2 separate regions of the Homo sapiens genome follow, and region 2 is linked to region 1. Evidence: read pairs that join two places in POLR2A ChIA-PET (ENCODE). Cell type or tissue: Panc1. All regions are shown on one strand. Links, peaks and the distances in the headings refer to the core of each region. The heading gives the core; the rest is flanking DNA. Region 1 has its middle 27 kb from the start of EMILIN3. Region 2 has its middle 120 kb from the start of CHD6.

Region 1 (2,806 bases), core at 91-2,590:
TGGGGCATGGGGAGCCTGAATGTAAGCCCCAGGGCAGGAAGTTTTGCCTATTTGCTCACCGTGTAATCTCCAGCATCTAGAATAGCATAGTAGGCCTTTGGTAAATATCTGTTGAATGGAAGGACTAAAATTAGTTCTGGAAGTGTCTGGGGATGGGGCTTAAGTTACCTCTGCAGGGTCTCCAAGGCTAAATCCTTTTCCTGAGTTAGAAAAACAGGGCTGTTCTCACTGAAGTTTTGGCCTTCAGAGTGTGATGAGGAGTGCAAAGGGGCACGGGGCAGCTTCAAGGACAGGGCTGGGACCACAGAGGGTGAGAAAAGGGCACAAGGGAGGAGGGGTGCTCCCAAGATGGCAGCCCCTAGAGATCTGGGCTGGGTCTTGCTTTCCTCCCTGGGGCCAGTGCAGCAGGAGAGGGTGCTGGGTAGGGGTGCTGGGGGCTGAGAGGACCAACCCAGCTTCACCAGGCCCAGAAGAGAAGATGCACACAGGGAGAAGGCAGCTGTATGCAGTGGGCTCAATAAAGAGGATTTGGGCTGGGCGTGGTGAGTCATGCCTATAATCTCAGTGCTTTGGGAGGCCAAGTGGGGAGGATGGCTTGAGGCCAGGAATTCCAGACCAACCTGGGCAACACAGCAAGACCCCATCTCTATGATACATTTAAAAAAAAATTAGCCAGGTGAGTGGTGCACACCTGTAGTTCTAGTTACTTGGGAGGCTCAGGTGAGGGGATCAGTTGAGCCCAGGAGTTCAAGGTTGGTTACGGCAAGCACTCCAGCCTGGGTGATGGAATGAGAAATGAAACCCTGTCTCTAAATAAATAAATAAATAAAAAGATTTGCCTCTGTATAACAGGAGTTTGAATTTAGGGCTCAAAAAGTCAAGTACATTCTCAAAATCACTCAGAGAGTGACAAAATCAGGATTCAATTTCACATCTTTCTAATTCCAGAGCCTGACTTTTTTTCACTCCGCTAAAAAAAGTGACGTCACAGGCACATGGCAGGCATGGAGCCCCAGGCGAGCCAGGTCTCAGTCTGGGTCAGTGTAGCCCCAGGGCTGGGATCAGAACCACAGTCGTTCTGGAGACAGGGCCAAACTAGGGTTAGAGGTCAGGGAGGCCAGGCCTGAGAACAACAGGCTTTCCGGGCTTTGTGCCCCCAGCCAGACACAGTGTCCTGGGATTGGTGGCAGGGCCTGCTGGAGCCCCCAGCTCCCTCTTTCCACCCCCCATCTAGGGCCTGGCCTGACCTTCCTCCCCAGGGCAAGGAACTGGCCTGGCTCTTATCCTGGAGGAGGCTGCAGCTGCTCCTGCAGCCCTGGTCCCAGCAGACAAAGGCGCTTTCTTTCCTAGTACAAGGTCTTGATTGCATGTTGCCCTGGATCCAAAAGTTCCTATGGAGGAAGCAGTTTCCTCCCAGGGTGTGTGTGTGTGTGTGTGTGTGTGTGTGCACGCACGTGTGTGCTGGGTTTCAGGGAGTTGGGCTGTCAGGGAGTGCAAGCCCTCTCCCAGCCTCCTGGGTTTAGCCTGGCATTGCTCAATCTGCATCCTTTGTGTACATCTCTAAGTGTCTATGCATGTGTGTGTACGTGGTGGTGTGTGATTGTATGTATGAGCATGTTTGTGCATGTCCCTGCAGCTGCAGGTGCGACTGCCTAGTATGTACCTGTGCATATTTCTGTACACATCAGCACATGCTTATACACAGTCGCAAGCCTACGTATCTGTGTAACTTGTGTCTGTGCCCACATGCGTTTGGGGGTGTATGCATATGTTTCATGTGTGTGTCTACATGAGACACCTGGTACCAGGTCCCTAACTCTGCTGCCTCTGGCTGTGCCTCCCCACACCCTCTGCTGCTGTGTGGGGGCTCTGCAGTATGCAAGTCCTCCTAAAATAGCCCCCTTTCTTCTTCCCAACCCCCGGCCCCGCCTCTGCATTTGTCTGGGAACAACCTGGCCTCTTTCAGCTCTGGGAGGAAGACAGGTTTGTACAGCTTGGCTTGGCCCATACACTTTCCAAAACTCTCTGGCTCCCAGCCAAACTCTTTATAAAAAGGCTCATGGGGAATAGCCTAACAGGAAGGTGGGAACTCTGCCTGGGGGGCTCAGGAACCCTGCTCCAAGCCCCAAGATTAAATGGGAGCATCAGTCAGCTGAACTTCAGCCAGAGACGGCCCTGCAGCCTGAAGGTGAACTTGGTCAATGGACCCTTCACCCCCAAAGATGGGGACACAGCATCTCAAGGTCTCATGTCCAGGGTGGCAGAGCTCGGAGGGGTCCCAGGGCTCAGGCAGCTCAACTCCCCATGGGCACACTGGAGGGAGAGGCCCAGAGTGATGCCCCAGACCAGGCAGGAGCTGAGCCACTTCCTAGCATCCTGCAGCCCCAGGCCCTGGTGACCCTGCCATGGATAACCCTGGGTCTGCCTCTTCTGCAGGGAGGTGGGTGCCACTGCCAGACTTCAGAGTAGCAGGCTCTGAGCCTGGCTGGCCCTTTTGCTCAAGGCCTCCTGAGTCCATATCACAAAGTCAGTGTTTGAGCACAGGGTTGGTTTACCCAGCACTTGCCTTACTTGGGGTGCAGGGGACCTCAAGCTGTTTCTCCTAGTCCCACTGAGGCACAAGAGAGGGGCTTTCTGTACTGCTATCTCCCCTACTGGGGCTCAACCCAGTCTTTTTTTTTTCTTTGAGACTGAGTCTCACTCTATTGCCCAGGCTGGAGTGCAGTGGTGCAATCTTGGCTCACTGGAACCTCCGCCTCCCGCGTTCAAGTGATTCTCCTGCCTCAGCCTCCTGAGTAGCTGGGAT
Region 2 (2,806 bases), core at 205-2,704, 350 kb after region 1:
CTGCCAGGTTTCTTCACCATTAAGTTCCTATTTCTCCATTTGTATTTAATAAGTATCTTGTTTGTAACAATTACATGGTGGTGTTTGCCTGATGGTGATTTTCTATTTCCATTATTCCTTGTATTTATTAGTTAGTGTTCTTCTGTAAGGATGAGCTGTCCCTATCCACCAATTTAATTATTCAGTGATTTATATTTATGTCAGTATGGAAAATAGCATATTAAAATATGTTCTTTATAAAATTAATATAAACTAAAAATCTTGAATGTCGAGTTACCATTTTTCAGAAAGAACAAATAATTTTTGGTGAAAGGATCCCCTGTCATGCAGGGCAGAGAGAGCAGAGCTTTCAGGAAGAAGCCCAGTCTTGGGACCATAATAGAATTTGAGCCTGCTTGCAGCATAGAGATCCTTAATTTCATTTCACAGATGATGAAATGGCTCAGAGAAGTTGAATTGGCAAATCATGCTGTAGCCAGGCTTAGGATCTATGTCTGTTTGATTCTAAGACTCACGTGCATTCCACCATCCTCTTTCAAACATCAGGAGGGGGTGAACTTTAAGGTCCCTTTCAAGTCTGAATTTCTACACCTATGAAGTCTCCCAACCATGTGGACCTGTGACCTCATCTTCCCTTCCTTAGGGGACTCCAGCCAGAGACTTACTGCCCTGGGGGAGCCTCAGTTGCTGTTCTACAGACCCAGCTTGTCAGAACCTCAAAGATAAGGCTTTTAAAGAACCTTTCAGCTCTTCCCCAACTAAGCATGACTCCATACAACTGCGGTTCTCATCTGCACATAATTTAATTCCTCTTCAGCACAAAGAGATGGTAAATCAGTTGTGCATGTGTATGTGTGTGAATGTGTGTGTGTGCACGTGTGCATGTATGGATATATATGTGCGTATTGTGTGTGGGGGGTAGTGAAAGGGAACCAGATAACCACACTTAACACTGGGGGTCAGTTCAAATTGTTCCCAGCAATCAACTCCCAGCAGGCTTGTCAATGCAATGCTTGAAGGCTTTCGTTCTGAGTTTCCTGGAAGAGAATTGAGACTTTTAGTTTTTAGCTTACCCATCATAAAAGAAGCTCTATTCGACTCCTTGTTCTACATCACACACACCACCCCTGTGTCCTTCCTAGCACTTTTTCCAGGGCACTAGTATCTCAGTAATTATTTGAGTTATGTTGCCTCCCCTACTAGACTATATGCACTATAGCAGACAGCGACCATATTTGTTTTCCTCATTGTGGTACACCCAGTGCCTTGTATAGGGCCTTGCACATAACAGGCACTCAATAAATATTTGTTAAATAAACGAACAAATCATTTAGTTCAAAAAATCAGTGTTTCCTTTGATGGGCAAGAAAGGCATGCTTGTGTAGTGGAAGGCCTGTGAAAAGCATAGTTTTTCCTTAATCTGCACCTGTGTATTGCATGTTAGTTAGCTCAGCAAATGTACATTTTCTCTGGGAAACTTCTGAAAACACAAAGGTTACATGCCATTGAATCCGTGCTGAATTTGGTGATTGATTTTATGTTTTTTTGATCTTTATAAAGGTTGGGCAGTGGATCAGGTTGTTAAATAGCAAAGCAGATATCCTTGTTAAGATATCCAAAGGTGTCAATTCTCAGAAACTGGGTTTACACACCCAGTGAAGGGCAGACACAGCCCGGTGGTGTTCTCCAAAGAGCCACAAGATGGTGCTGCTGTTGCTCCCCAGGCCTGGCCTTTTTGCTCACGCCTGTAGCCGCTGGAATAATTACAGTAAAAAGCTCTTTATAAGTTAGAAGTGATTGCCCGATAGAAACTCTGCTCGAATTTTGGCTAATGATGGAGACTTCTCACAATGAATGCTTTTGAAGAAGGCCTCAGTGAAAGCCTTGCATTCTTGGTGTATTTTCCAAAGGCACCAATTGAGAGAAGGAAAAATGGCTGGAAATGGCAGCCTCCTCCCCAAGAACCACCAGCAGACAGTGAGCCCTCCAGCAGCAAGGCTGGATTGATTGGCTGTTCTCTCAGGCATAACTCTGTCTCCAGTGGCATTTTCCCTCCTGGCCCTTTGAATCCTCTCCCACGGATCCAAGTTGTCTGTTAGCAGTTGTATCATTGAGCTGGGTTCTGTTCTAGCTGCTTGAAGTCTCTGATTTAATTGTAATGGGCTAGGCATGCATTTGTTCACTCATTCCTCCATTCATTCATTATGCATCCAGTACTTGCTGTGTGCCAGATACTGTGCTAGAAACTAGGAAAGCAACTGCAAATAAGGCAGCCAAAGATTTGGACTTGAGTTTTCCCCCGACCTCTGCTCTACCCTGATCCAGCCTGATTCTGGCCAGCCCTCGCCCATGGTGGAGGGACTCCTTTTCCCTCTGCCTCATTTTCCTATTGGGTCTATGCCTGGGTCTTGTACAGTTTGATGATCTGAACTGTAGCTTTAATACTGACTCTGAGAGAATGCCTAGGAGCCCTGCCTGTCCTGGACACCTTATCTGCTGGACAAAGAAACTGATCTGAGTTTGGGTGACTAACCAAACCTGTTTTCTTGGTACTGAGAGGAGAGATAGTCATGGGATGCAGAACTTTCAGTTTTAAGAAAAGTACTGATGAGTTTCCCAGGATGTGAGACTTTCAGTGCTAAAACCTGAAAAGTCCTGGGCAAATTGGGGTGGGTTTGTCACCATAGGTCAGCTTCCCCACCACACTCCTGACAGGCCTGGCCTCCTTGCCTCTCTCCACCCAGTGTTTCTGAGGTCCAAGCTACTAGACTGAGAGGCTAATTATTAATATAACCCCTGCCTGTCC

The links. ChIA-PET counts read pairs that join two places held together with the same protein. Peaks named below come from ENCODE experiments on the same cell type or tissue, not always from the same donor. Only the 100,000 strongest peaks of a DNase experiment are listed, where the experiment ranks them.
Region 2: POLR2A ChIA-PET joins it to region 1 with 6 read pairs; 1 of 35 experiments calls an interaction of 5 or more read pairs at or near these places.

The regions. Positions count from the first base shown.
Region 1 is chr20:41,391,956-41,394,761 of GRCh38, forward strand. No RefSeq gene overlaps it. Among named protein-coding and RNA genes, the nearest start is that of EMILIN3, 27 kb to the left of the region's middle. RefSeq lists an enhancer at 1-383. In Panc1, for the core only: no CTCF peak of the experiment used is centred there; a DNase peak (open chromatin) is centred at 1,603.
Region 2 is chr20:41,737,078-41,739,883 of GRCh38, forward strand. No RefSeq gene overlaps it. Among named protein-coding and RNA genes, the nearest start is that of CHD6, 120 kb to the left of the region's middle. In Panc1, for the core only: CTCF peaks have their summits at 1,700 (motif pointing right) and 1,972; a DNase peak (open chromatin) is centred at 1,714.